Regions from separate parts of the Homo sapiens genome. Here regions 1 and 3 are each linked to region 2. A link is a contact called in ENCODE Hi-C or POLR2A ChIA-PET data. All regions are on one chromosome and are shown on one strand. The core of a region is the stretch at or near the end of the contact, and the rest is flanking DNA. Distances in the headings are between cores, read along the strand shown.

Evidence for each region. A loop is a pair of places that touch in the nucleus more often than their neighbours do. ChIA-PET counts read pairs that join two places held with the same protein, here RNA polymerase II (POLR2A). Pooled maps may share reads with other maps.
Region 1: a loop to region 2 is called in a map with no recorded cell type, with 9 times the contacts of the local background. The contact joins two enhancer-like sites. A Hi-C loop is called at or near these places in 1 of 37 single-sample maps with no recorded cell type and 2 of 50 pooled maps. POLR2A ChIA-PET finds 5 or more read pairs at or near these places in 1 of 52 experiments (naive thymus-derived CD4-positive, alpha-beta T cell).
Region 3: a loop to region 2 is called in a map with no recorded cell type, with 12 times the contacts of the local background. The contact joins two enhancer-like sites. A Hi-C loop is called at or near these places in 5 of 37 single-sample maps with no recorded cell type and 3 of 50 pooled maps.

The regions. Positions count from the first base shown.
Region 1 is chr4:75,696,989-75,701,586 of GRCh38, forward strand. It overlaps a transcript of G3BP2 not described here. Among named protein-coding and RNA genes, the nearest start is that of USO1, 25 kb to the right of the region's middle. RefSeq lists an enhancer at 1,891-2,050. Within about 2 kb of position 1,688, at least 6 of the 41 ENCODE cell types and tissues checked have a DNase peak (open chromatin) inside an H3K27ac peak, as active enhancers do.
Region 2 is chr4:76,197,413-76,201,847 of GRCh38, forward strand. The region is part of intron 1 of SCARB2 (scavenger receptor class B member 2); the gene reads right to left. Among named protein-coding and RNA genes, the nearest start is that of SCARB2, 14 kb to the right of the region's middle. RefSeq lists enhancers at 2,429-2,618, 2,639-2,698. Within about 2 kb of position 2,364, at least 15 of the 41 ENCODE cell types and tissues checked have a DNase peak (open chromatin) inside an H3K27ac peak, as active enhancers do.
Region 3 is chr4:76,655,713-76,659,964 of GRCh38, forward strand. All of the region lies in intron 2 of SHROOM3 (shroom family member 3), which reads left to right. Among named protein-coding and RNA genes, the nearest start is that of MIR548AH, 82 kb to the left of the region's middle. Within about 2 kb of position 2,964, at least 4 of the 41 ENCODE cell types and tissues checked have a DNase peak (open chromatin) inside an H3K27ac peak, as active enhancers do.

The DNA of each region.
Region 1 (4,598 bases), core at 438-2,937, 500 kb before region 2:
CAAGTTGGACAGGCACTGTGGCTCATGCCTATAATCCCAGCACTTTGGGAGGCCAAGGCAGGCGGATCACAAGGTCAGGAGATGAGACCATCCTGGCCAACATGGTGAAACCCCAACTCTACTAAAAATACAAAAATTAGCTGGGCTGGGTAGCGCGTGCCTGTAGTCCCAGCTACTCAGGAGGCTGAGGCAGGAGAATGGCGTGAACCCAGGAGGCGGAGCTTGCAGTGAGCCGAGATCATGCCACTACACTCCAGCCTGGCTGACAGAGCGAGACTCTGTCTCAAAAAAAAAAAAAAAAAAAAAAAAAAAAGATCATGAAATTGAGGTGTTTTGTTGAAATACTTATGGATGATATGATGTCTGGGATTTATTTCAAAATAATAATATGGGGGAGTGATAAAAGTATAGATAAAATAAGATTAGCCTTGTGTCGATAATTATTTAAGTTTGGTGATGGGTATGTGGAGATTTAATACACTATTCGACTTTTTTCCATAATATAGATTTTAAAAATTAATGTATTTATGTAAATTAGATAGTATCTTGTAAACAAGTGAAAGGCAAGCAATAAACTGGGCAAAATATGCAATATGCGTATTTCAATATGCAGCTAACAGAAAAAAATGTCATAAGTGGGTAATTCATAAAAGAAGAAATACAGGCCAGGTGCAGTGTCTCACGCCTGTAATCCCAGCACTTTGGGAGGCTGAGGTGGGCTGATCACTTGAGGTCAGGAGTTTGAGACAAGCCTGGCCAACATGGCAAAACCCAATCTCTACTAAAAATAGAAAAATTAGCTAGGCGCGGTGGCACACACCTATGATCCCAGCTACTCAGGAGGCTGAGGCAGGAGAATCCCTTGAACCCGGGAGGCAGAGGCTTCAGTGAGCCAAGATCGTGCCACTGCACTCCAGCCTGGGCAACAGAGTGAAACTTCATCTCAAACAAACAAACAAAAAACACAAAAAAATATGAAATACAAACAACCACTTATACATTTTTATATATAAGTATAAATACACTCAACTTCACTAATTGTAGAAGACAGAATAATGGCCCTCCCAAAGGTGTCCATGTTCTAATCCACAGACCTGTGAATATATTTCCTTACAGAACAAAAAGGGACTTTGCAGCTATGATTAAATTAAGAATCTTCAGATGGGGAGTTTATCCTGAAATATCTAGGGGAGCCCACTGTAATACAGAGAGTCCTCATAACAAGGAGACAAGAGTGTTAATGTTAGAGAGAAGGCTATGTGAGGAAGGAAGCAGCCAGTGAAGGAGATATAATGACATCATGTTGGTGGCTCTGAAGACGAAGGAAGGAGCCATGAGCCAAGAAATGCAGGTGGCTTCTAGAATCTGGGAAGGGCAAGGAAACCAATTCTTTCCTAGAGCCTTCAGAAGGAAGCAGCCCTGCTGACACCTAGAGGTTAGCCCATTGACTATGCCCGGAAAACACTCAACATACCATCTGATCCCACTTTAAATTCTTGCCTACTGACTTCCAGTGGGCTGGAAGGGGTCCCTATCTCCGCCAACACTACAATAATGCAATATTTCCCACCAATTTACCCTCCTACTCTCCTAGACAGCTATTTTACAGCTTCTGAGCTTTCCTCAAATCTCCCAACTTCTCTTTTGGGTCATGCTGTTTGCTGGAGGGAGGGACTTCACCACATACTTACGAAGGGGTCATGAGCAACCAGAACTTCCTTTTTTGTTCATCTGATACAGGGTTTCACTTTGTCACCCAAGCTGGAGTGCAGTGACATGATCACGGCTCACTGAAGCCTCAAACTCAAGCAATTCTCCTACCTCAGCCACCCAAGGCGCTAGGACCACAGCTGCATGCCACCACACCTGGCTAATTTTTAAATTTTTATAGAGATGGGGGTCTCACTATGTTGCCCAGGTTGGTGTCAAACTCCTGGGCTCAAGACATCCTCCCAAAGTGCTGGGAATACAGGCTTGAGCCACCACATCCTGCAACTGGCCCAGAACGTTGAAACTCTCCTACCTCTACTTATGTATGCCAGCATCTGTACCCACCTACTCCTCTGTCCCACTTGTTACTTTCAATACACTGTGCTCCTGTCTAAAACCAATCCCTCCCCTCTCACCTCAAGAACATTGCTTCTGTAGTTCTCCATCATTGTGAAATTTTTCCTCTCCACTGGCTCATTTGTACCAGCATACAGACGTGATTTTAAAGCACCCAGTGTAAAAACAACAGAATTCCTCCTACAATATCCCTCTCTAGCAATCAGTCAGTTTCTCTGCTCCTTCTTAGAGCAAAGCTCCTAAAAAGAGATTTTTATACTTGCTGTCTCCAATTCCTCTTCTATCCTTTTTGAACCCACTTCAATGGGCTGTTAATCCATCCTCAGCACAGTTCTACCCAGTGGGAGTCATTATTTCCATTGTACAGAAGAAGAGCAGAGTTTCAGAGAGTTTGGGCAACTTATTCAAAATCACACTCAGCCTGACCCTAAAGCCTATGCCCTTTCTACTCACTGCTTCAGCCTGGCCCTCAAACTTTAGTTTCTTACTCACATGTAAACTGTACTGCCTAGCCAGACTCCTGTAACACTGGCCTTGTTACATGTCTTGTAAAGTGTTTATTAGATTTGATTCCAATTCATTTATGAACCATAACGTATTGATTTTGAAACTAATATATTTCAGATCTTATCTGGTTGTGTCATGGCTCACACTGACATAATATTTTCTCTTATAGTTGTTGTTTTTCAGAAGGATTTCATTAATATTTCTTTAGGCATGAGGCTATATTATTATAATCCATATTATACTATTTATTCATAAATTTATTATTTTCATTTTAACACATGCTCATAAAGAATGTAGGAAATGGGAAACAAAAAATATACTTACCATAATTACATCACCAAATACAAATACTGTTAGCACTTCTGTTTCCTTCTAGATTTTCATTTTTTTTAGTTCTAATCATCGCAAATGTAGAAAAGTAATCTTGCAATTATTGTTAAAATATGCAAAGAAATCAACATAAAATAAAAGCACCAGTACTCAAGGATATATGATATGAATTTTTTTTTTGAGGCAGAGTCTCGCTCTGTTGCCAGGCTAGAGTACAGTGGTGTGATCTCAGCTCACTGCAACCTCTGACTCCCTGGTTCAAGCTTTTCTCCTGCCTCAGACTCCCAAGTAGCTGGGATTACAGGCACGTGCCACCACACCCAGCTACTTTTTGTATTTTTAGTAGAGACGGGGTTTGACCACGTTGGCTAGGATGGTCTTGATCTCCTGACCTCTTGATCTGCCAGACTTGGCCTCCCAAAGTGCTGGGATTACAGGCGTGAGCCACCACGCCCAGCCCTGAATGCTTAATTTAGCATAGGAAAAAACCGAAATGAAAACATTAATAAAAACAGCGACATAATTTCTTTCTTTCTTTTTTTTTTTGAGACGAAGTCTTGCTCTGTCGCCCAGGCTGGAGTGCAGTGGTGCGATCTTGGCTCACTGCAACCTCGTCTTACCAGGATCAAGTGATTCTCCTGCCTCAGCCTCCTGAGTAGCTGGGACTATAGGCGCGTGCCACCACACCCAGCTAATTTTTGTATTTTTAGTAGAGGCAGGGTTTCACCATGTTGGTCAGGCTGGTCTCAAACTCCTGACCTCGTGATCCGCCTGCCTTGGGCTTCCAAAGTGCTGGGATTACAGGCATGAGCCACTGCGCCCAGCTGAGACCATTTCATTTTATGGTTAAAAAAAAAAAGAAAAAGAAAAGGATGCTGAAAATACACTATTAGTATTTATTAAGATGACCCTTAAAAGGGAGAAAAGGATTAAACAAAATCAGACTAATAATTTTATTTTTTTGAGGTGGAGTTTCACTCTTGTTGACCAGGCTGGAATGCAATGGTGCGATCTCAGCTCACTGCAAACTCCACCTACTGGGTTCAAGCGATTCTCCTGCCTCAGCCTCCGGAGTAGCTGGGATTACAGGCATGCACCACCACACCTGCTATATATTTTTTTGTATTTTTAATAGAGACAGGGTTTTACCATGTTGGTCAGGCTGGTTTCAAACTCCTGACCTCAGGTGATCCGCCCACTTCAGCCTCCCAAAGTGCTGGGATTACAGGCGTGAGCCACCACGCCCAGCCAGACTAATAATTTTAAACCATTTGGTTTAAATAAAATATTTTTCTTATCCCCCCCAATTTGCAAAAAGGAATCTTGTTGACTTGGGACAACACTGTCATCTGGACTCCACAAATAATATTCTAGTTACTGCATTTATATTTGTTTTATATTTCATTTATTTCTTTTTGAGACACAGTCTCACTCTTGCTGCCCAGGCTGGAGTGCAGTGGCACTATCTAAGCTCAATGCAACCTCCGCCTCCTGAGTAGCTGGGATTACAGGCGTGTGCCACCACACCTGGCTAATTTTGTTTGTTTGTTTTCACATGGAGTTTCGCTCTTGTTGCCCAGACTGGAGGGCAATGGCACGGATCTTGGCTCGCAGCAACCTCCGCCTCCCAGGTTCAAGAGATTCTCCTGCCTCAGCCTCCTGAGTAGCTGGGATTACAGGCATGCACCACCATG
Region 2 (4,435 bases), core at 1,114-3,613:
CTGCTGATCCTTCAGCCTAGGTTCTAAAACGGAGATGTGTAGACTAGTCCTAAAGCGGACCAGAAGCCTGGAGTCCAGCCTCGTTCCACTGAGCCAGCTGAGCTGGCTGCACACCCACATATTATTGTTATAAGCAACGAGACTGGGGAGTTACTTGTTACTCACCGTGGCAGTAGAGGCCTGATAAATACAGCGCCTGAGGTTAACAGAAACCTAACACCTGGTATTCCCAACAGTCCTCTATCTGTTAATGGAGAAAAGCCTTGTATTTTTACTGTAAAAACGGCTGAAATACAAAAATAATATAAAAGCACAGACTGCAAATAAACAAACCAAAATGTGAACTTTGAGTGTCGAGAATTTGTATCAGTTATAATTCAGGTCCGGATTAGGAGGAGTCTTCCACTCACTGTTGCTTTTGTTTGGATTTTTACACCAGAAATAAATTACTTCTGTAAGCAGAAAAAAAAATGTTCCCTTATCTTTTTTTTTAAGTGAAAATCTAAGAAACTCAGATTCTGTAGCATGTTATGGATAGACCCTAAGGCAAGGAGAAGGAATGGACACAAAGAGAACTCACTTCATCTTGGCTTTCCTCTGTTCTAGCAAAACAAAGGCGAGCCTGATGCTGCCTCAGCTGCGGTCTGCTCTGCTGCAAAGGCCCAGGAGCAGCCGCCCCCACTCTCGACTCCACCGCACTTCTCTTCCTATTACTGTCAGGACAGTTGAGTGAGCACTCTGTATTCCTGCCTAATTTTTCCTGACAAGCATCATAGTGTGTGAAGTTTCCAGTGAGAAAGGACTTGAGATCTCATTTATTTGTTCATGTGAAGAAAATCACCTCAGAATTAGGAACCCTGAAAGAATCAGCAAACATAAATGAACAGATGGCTAACCTCCCTGGTTTATCTTGCTGGGCTGGCATCCAGCTTTTAGGCAACCATAAATCCAAAGACAAGTGGAAGGGTTTCCAGAAAGAAGGGGTTACCAGAAAGAAGGGTAAACCTGGCTGTTCTGACATGCGTAAACAGTGTGACTTGAACTTGTTCCTCCAACTTTCAGGATAGAAATAAACATTTAGTACATTTGACTTCTTAATGAAACAAAGCAAATGAAAAACAAGAACAATAAAAACTGTCCTTGGCAGCATGCCAGAGTCATAACCAACCCAGACCATGTTACAGCTGGGGCTTCTCCTCTGTCTCCCTCCACCCCCACAGCCCTTCTCTGCCTGGCCACTTCTTAGTTGAGTCACCAGCACTCAGACAAATCCTCATAGCCCCTTTTACTCCCTTCAAATCTTGCCCTCAAGAGTGGTGGCTTTTCCTGCTGCTTTCATATGTCTCTTTTCCTCCACCTTACAAGTTGGATGTTTGTCAGGAAACCCTCTGTCAATCCCAGAGTAGATCACGTGCTGGAGAGTGAGTGAGTGTGTGTGTGTGTGTGTGTGTGTGTGTGTGTGCTCATGCGAATGCACTAAGTAGGAAGAGAGATGGGGAATGAGAGAACAGAGGGAAGTTGTAAATACAGCTGCTAACATTTCTAAAACAGTGTGTCTTTATTTTTATTTTCTCACTTTCAGCTCAGAGAATGGCAGTTACTATTCAGTTACCATTACTGCCACGCCAGCTGCAATCTACTGTGAGTCTGCTAAAGTCAGGTGCTATGCTAGGGGCTTTATAATGTACCTTATCTCTGAGTTTTACACTGACACTACAAAATAAAAATCCCCATTTTGCAGACAAAGAAATGGTGGCACTGGCTGTCCCAAGTCACAAAGCCAGTAAATGAAATCAAATCTGACCAAGTCCAGGAGTGCAGATTTACTCACCCATCCAGCAGCTGCCACCCCATGGCACCCTGAGGGTAGAGTTGCCAGATTTAGCAAATAAAACCTGGGATACCCAGTTAAATTTGTATTTCAGATAAACAACAAATAATTTTATAATATAATTATGTCCCAAATATTGCATGGGCTACATCAAAAATGTTTTTATTCATAGGAGATGCATGCTGAAGGATTTAGGAACAAAGTGTGTGATATCTACAACTTACTTCAAATAATTCAAGAAAAAGTGCATCAGAGAGATAAATATGGCAGGACATTAACAACTGATACATCGGACTGAACCGAAATATCACACGAGACAGACTCATACTAAAATGTTATTTGTTATCTGAAATTCAAATTTAACTGGTTGTCCTGTATTTTATTTTATTTGGCAACTCTAGCCCAGAGGGACAGTGAAACTATGGAGAAGCCATAAGTTGGACTCTGAACTCTCAGGGTTTCCTCGAGTGTTACCCGTGCCATCTGGAGGAAAGGAAACTAGGGCAGCTGCGTGAGGTCACTGTCAGCTCCTAGTAAGGAGCCCACAGGTGAGGAACCGAAAAAGGGAGAGTTCAACTCTAGAGTTTCCAGGCAGCCGCGCAGCCCCAGTATGCTAATGGGTCCAAAGAAAGCACCTCAACCTCCTGCCACAAGATGGCCCAGAGAGGGCTCTGTTTTGACTTAAACTTTTAATTTCTGCCCCTTCTATTTCTGATCCTCAGGGCATTCAAGTGTGCACTCCCAGGAGCTTGCTCGGCAAAGGAAGGCCTGAGAAACTAACAAATAATAACCTCAGCCTCAAGACCGCGGACTGTCTGGCACAGGAAGTTATTCATTCCGCCAGATACAACGAGCTAGTGTCCCCCTCAAAGGCGCCCTTTGCCAGTCTGAACAGAAAGCCATGGCTTGGGAACAACTGATCTTCCTCACCGAGGGTTCTGCTGTGGTGATGACAGCCACCAGACAAACCTTGTAATCAGCTGAGTCTTCTTAGTTACACTAAATGAAAAAGCAACATAAGGCCTTAAATCAGTTTTACAGTGTGACTCTGGATATTAAGAGTGGCACTGTGGAGTCACAATATAACTGTTGCTTATTAGTTTTAACCAAGACGAACATAATGAATTTTTCCACGCACAATACTGTGGCACTACCACTAAAACAAAATACTGGAAAATTATCAAGTTCTATGGTGAATTCACAGTGTCAACAGCTAAATTAATAATTGGACTAAAAAACATACTTTTCAGTTAATCACCCAATATGTACCTACTGAGAGCTTTCTATGTGCCCGGACTATGCCCTGCAAACAGGCATAGGCCCTGTCTGTAAGAAGAAATTTAGCTAAGGACACAAAACCAACATGCATGTAACAGGGAGTGAAAAATTATGTGCAAGACTCAGTAATTCAGCCTAACAAACAGCTTATGCCTGAAATTATTTAGATCCTTCCAGTAGCATGGATCTGTGATAAAATTCCCCCATCTAAACATCTCACAGGCTGCTCCAAGACAACATGACCAAAATGGACTCATGATTTTCTCCCCTAGTTGATCACTAAGTCCTGCTGATTTCACCTCCTCCTCTTCCCCATTTCTACCCCAAGGCACATTTCATCATTGGCTTGGACTGTGACAATACTGTATGTAGGCTCCTAACTGGTCTCCCTCTCTCCAGCCTTTTTCCTTTCAAATGCTTCATCCATCTCAGGCTTCAGAGAAGCCTGTCAAAAGTGCCTAAGGGAACAGATACTCCACCCCTGCTCAAAGGATAAAGTCCACAGTCCTTGACCTGTTGTGATCTGATGCAACTGCGTCACCTGTCGCTGTCTTTTCCTGGTAGGCACTTTATGCACCAGTAACACGCAACCATCTACTGTTACCTAGCACCCACCACACAAGTTCTCAGCCAGTGCCTTGGCCTGAGTCACTCACCGCCCTTCACCCAGAAGTCTCTGCAGGGCCCTTATCACCTGGTTCACTTCTACTTGGGCTTCAGGGCTCAATTCAGAAGTGCCATCTCTCAGAAGGCCCCTCTGAACTATGTGTTTTCTCTCTGCTTTCATGAAACTTCACAAGTTTTATAAGGAAAATGTGTTCATTAGTCTTTAGTGTCAGATTGGGTCTGATACTAAGAACTGTATCTTTTTCATGGATCCCCAGCACATAACATGGTTTCTGGCACAGAAGGGACACAATAAATAATTAATGAAGAAACAGATGATACCGCAGCGTAGAGCACAACGCTGTGCCAGGCATTCATCTTCTGCTGTTTACCCAGTTCTTCTTGGTAAAATCTTCAATGTGGCAAAATGCCGCATATTCTAAATAATATGTAAGAAAGGTGATCTGAATAAATAAAAAGTCTGAATTTCAGTACTGCAGAATCAAGAAGAGACAGTAACTTTCTTAGCTGCAAATATTATTTTTCAAGGAGACATTTTGGCCTCCTTTCATAAATGGTTAAGACTAGTTTGGAATTAGCAGGGTCTATTTTTATGCATAATTAATATGCCAAAGGCACACAAACATTAGTTCTAAGTCTGTTAGATCTGTCTTTAGCAATTTTGGTTTTAATGAATTTTTTATAACATCCTTTTTCATA
Region 3 (4,252 bases), core at 1,714-4,213, 460 kb after region 2:
CTGTCTGACAGCAGTGACAGGTCTCATCGTCAGAAATTTCAAGAATGATTATAGCCTGTGACCTGTGATGGCTCCAAAGGCCATAGGAATTGCCAGGGGATGTCACTGGCATTTATCTCTCAGGATCACCTTCCTTCTCTCTGCTGGGGGAGTCAGTTCTGGACCTGGATGGAAAAGGATTCCCAGTACCCAGTTACATAGCTGCTTACATCTGTTATCTGTGCATGTGAGGTTTTATACTAGACCGGAAAATAGAGAGACAGTCACAGTTTTGTATTCATGAAATTAGAGACTCGTGGAGACCATTCTGCTGTGGCCTGTTCTTACCCTGCTGTATCAGAGATTCCTTGGTCTGGAGTCAGGGACTCAGGCATGGTGAGGGCGCCAGGAGAGCTGGCAGGGAGTTCCTCATTTCTTATTCCTGCTGCTCCTGCTTCATTTCCAACTATAAGGAAACTCATGGAAGTATTTTTAGTGTATTTGTGGTACCAGAGCCCCTCACCATTCCCAAGACAAGGCTTGACTTTCCATCCCATAGTATAAGCAGAGTCTTGTACTACGGTTCCTCTTAGGAATTACTGCTGGGCAGTAGGTTATTAATAGTAACAGTTCACACCCAGTCCAATTTAAAAGAAACAGATTGTTCCTTTAAAAAATCTTCTCTGAATTTAAATTACAGGTATTTATAATATTTCTCCACTTCTTACCTAGACACTGGATATTCCTCCAGGTTAAATGCCCTTGGACTATATTTTTCTTTGCCTGCTGGATTTTATTCACTCTTTATATCTCAGTGTCATAGGCCCTTTCTAACCCTCACTGAGTTGCATGGCACCTGGAAAAAGCCCTTCTTACTCGACTGTAATATAATTGTCCATGAAAGACCTCAACATTTCTTTGGGAGCAGAGATGGTTTGCATTTATTGTAGTATCTCCAATAAGGCACATGCAGTGGGATGTCAAAGAAGGCTTGAACTGAATAGGAGCACATCCTAACTTGCAGGCCAGTAGACGTGGATCTGTACCAATGTCTGTCTCTTACCAGCTGCATAATGGAAACATTACTTACTCTTGCTGAACCCACATGAAAAATGGAAATAATCATCTTACCTTCAAGAGTTGTGAAAAATCAAACAAGTTCCTGGCAGAAAGTAGGTGCTGAATAAATACACATATTCACCAGGCACAGTTGCTCATGCCTGTAATCCCAGCACTTTGGGAGGCTGAGGTGGGTGGATCACCTGAGGTCAGGAGTTCGAGACCAGCCTGGCCGACATAGTGAAACCACCATCTCTACTACTAAAAATACAAAAAATTAGATGGGCGTGGTGGCAGGTGCCTGTAATCCCAGCTACTCAGAGGGCTGAGGCAGGAGAATTGCTTGAACCCAAGAGATGAAGGTTGCAGTGAGCCGAGATCATGCCATTGAACTCCAGCCTGGGCAACAAGAGCGAAACTCTCTCTCTCTCTCTCTCTCGCTCTCTCTCTCTCTATATATATATATACACATATTCATTTGATCATTATACTAGGTTGAGGATTTAAGTTCTTTCCAAAACATTTATGTAAGGCCGTTGATAGATGGTGAGAAGTCTTAATCTAAGTATCAACGTATTTTCTAAAATAATTTTGAACATTGTGAGAGGCAGAGTGAAAGAAACACAGTATTTGAAGTCAAAAGACTTGGTTTGATTCATTTTGTGACTTTTCCTCCTGGTAAATGACATATACACTCATTTATAGCCATTCATGATGTTCAAAGCTATTTGCCTTAACTTGTCCCTGAATATGCCTGCTCATTACTAGCGCTAACATTTTTAAATGGAATATCTGTTACTCATTTATAATTGCTTTCTTTTGGTTCAAAGTGTGCTCTGCTCTCCTAATGTTCCCAAATAGTGAGGGTGCTGCTGTTTGGGGGTGGGGGGGTCCCCTTGGAGTTTAGATTCTGTTTCTGTGGTGCAACAGTGACATCCATTGACCTGTTATGCTAATTATAGAAGAAACCTGCTTCTCTGCTCTGTGACTGTTGGATTTTCTGATATAAAGATACAAAGAGAACAAACTGTCTCCGGGCCCAAGTAAGACAAGCTAGTGGTCAACACCTGGTCCCCTGCAGACTGGGCTGGTTTCAGGACCCTTCCCAAGGATACATATTCTAAGATCAGTGCCAGCTGGGTGTTCCCTTCTGGTCAAGTGGAGACAGTCCTAGAACTGGTCCTCTCCATGGAGTTCAGCACGTTCATTGGGCTGTTGGGAAACCATTGGTTTGGGCTCCAGCATAAGCCAGGGCAAATCACTTTGCCTCTGGACTTTTCCACATTGATAAAATGAAGTCGATAGCAATACCTGCTTTGTAGTTACCAAAGTGCTCTTCCATGCATTTTATAATAACTTCCCACAATCCCACAACAATTGTGAAAATTAGGAAAGCACAGATCAGATCTGCTTAGCATCCACCGACTGTGAGGATGTGAAGCTGAACACCAAATTACAGGGTTTCAAACCTCAAGCCTTGGTGACTTATGTTTGCTACCTTAGTTGGAATTAATGAAATCATTACAGAAATTCCTGCTTCATTTCTGGAAGAGCCCTCAGGGGAGGTTCTAAAAATGGAAAATCAAAGGAAAGGCTATGTGGCTGGATGTGAGAGATTGAGCAATGAGTCAGTATCTTTAAGTAGAAAAAGATTTACATTGCTGGTTTCCATCTCCATAAAGAACATAACAGGAAATAGCAAGACTAAAAATATTTATTTTTGCCTAGTATGTGTCAGATACTCTGTTAAGCATTAAGAATGGAGGATAAACTAGACAAACTGTTTCATACCATCCAGAACCTCACTGTCAAGTGAGCAATACAGAGCAGGAACAGTGAACTATATATAATAGTGTGGTAAATGTTACATCAAGCATTCCTGCAGGATGCTACCCTTCCAAACCCCCTCCCATGTGTGTATGTGTGTGTGTGTTTGTGTGTGTGTGCACATGCCCGCATGTGTGCTTGGTAGGATCCAACTAGTAACTAACATAGGTACCTTTGGATGGATAAACAGATGAATAGTGTCAATTCAACTGGAAGCCAAAACATCAAACATTTTTCAATATCAAAACCAAGCAGATTGCAAAACTGACACATCAGATACATACCACACACAAAAACAAAACCCAAGGATTCAATTGCACTTTGTGTCATTTCATAGTAAATCTTTTTTTGGAAACAATTAGGGAATGTGTAACTAATTTGTGGTGGACTTAGCGAAACCCACCACTGACTCACTGGTAAAGCCTTTTCAAAACACTGTTATGATTAAACAAACCAAAAAAAAAAAGGCTCATCTAAAAATGGACCTCATTCAGATCCCATTCTTCCTTCTCGGTTGGTCCTCTAGCATGAAAAGCTTGGTTCTGGTGTCCCCTCTGATTAAATTGTCTCATTGGAACCCTCATTGTGAATACTCAAGGCCCATCCTTCAGCCACCTCTCCTCTCCCTCAAAGCACTTCCCGATGTGAACTGACTCTTCCTCACTAGAGAGCCTCAAGTGGATGGATCACTCCCTACTTACAGGTGGAACTTTCTGAGGACAGAAGCCAACAGCAGACCCCAGGCACCTTGCCAAGAGGCCAGGCCCCATGACTGAGTTCTTTACTCCCCCACCATCTAGCCATCTGGGCTCCTTTGGAAAAAGTACAGCCCATAGTTTAAAACATTACTTTTCATATTGGTCATTTGGGTTTAGAGCCATATGTTAGACAAACTGAGATTTTAGCCTACAGTTGTTGGCTCTCTTTGCAATTCTTATGTATATGTAACAAGCACCAAAGTATATATCAGAAATCCAGTGAAGTTGCTGTGGGCTTTCAGAAGCATTTATTTATTTATTTATGAGCTAGAGTCTCACTCTGTTGCCCAGGCTGAAGTGCTGTGGCATGACCTTGGCTCACTGCAACCTCCGCCTCCCAGGTTCAAGCGATTCTCCTGCCTCAGTCTCCAAAGTAGCTGGGACTACAGGTGTGCGCCACCACACCCAGCTAATTTTTGTATTTTTAGTAGAGATGGGGTTTTGCCATGTTGGCCAAGCTGGTCTTGAACTCCTGACATCAGGTGATCCACCCTTCTTGGCCTCCCAAAGTGCTGGGATTACAGGCGTGAGCCACCGCACCCAGCCTGAGAAAACTTTTTTACAAAACAAGAAAAGATGGGTTCATTTTGACTGAAGCAACCCATCTAAAACATGCATATGCTGAATAA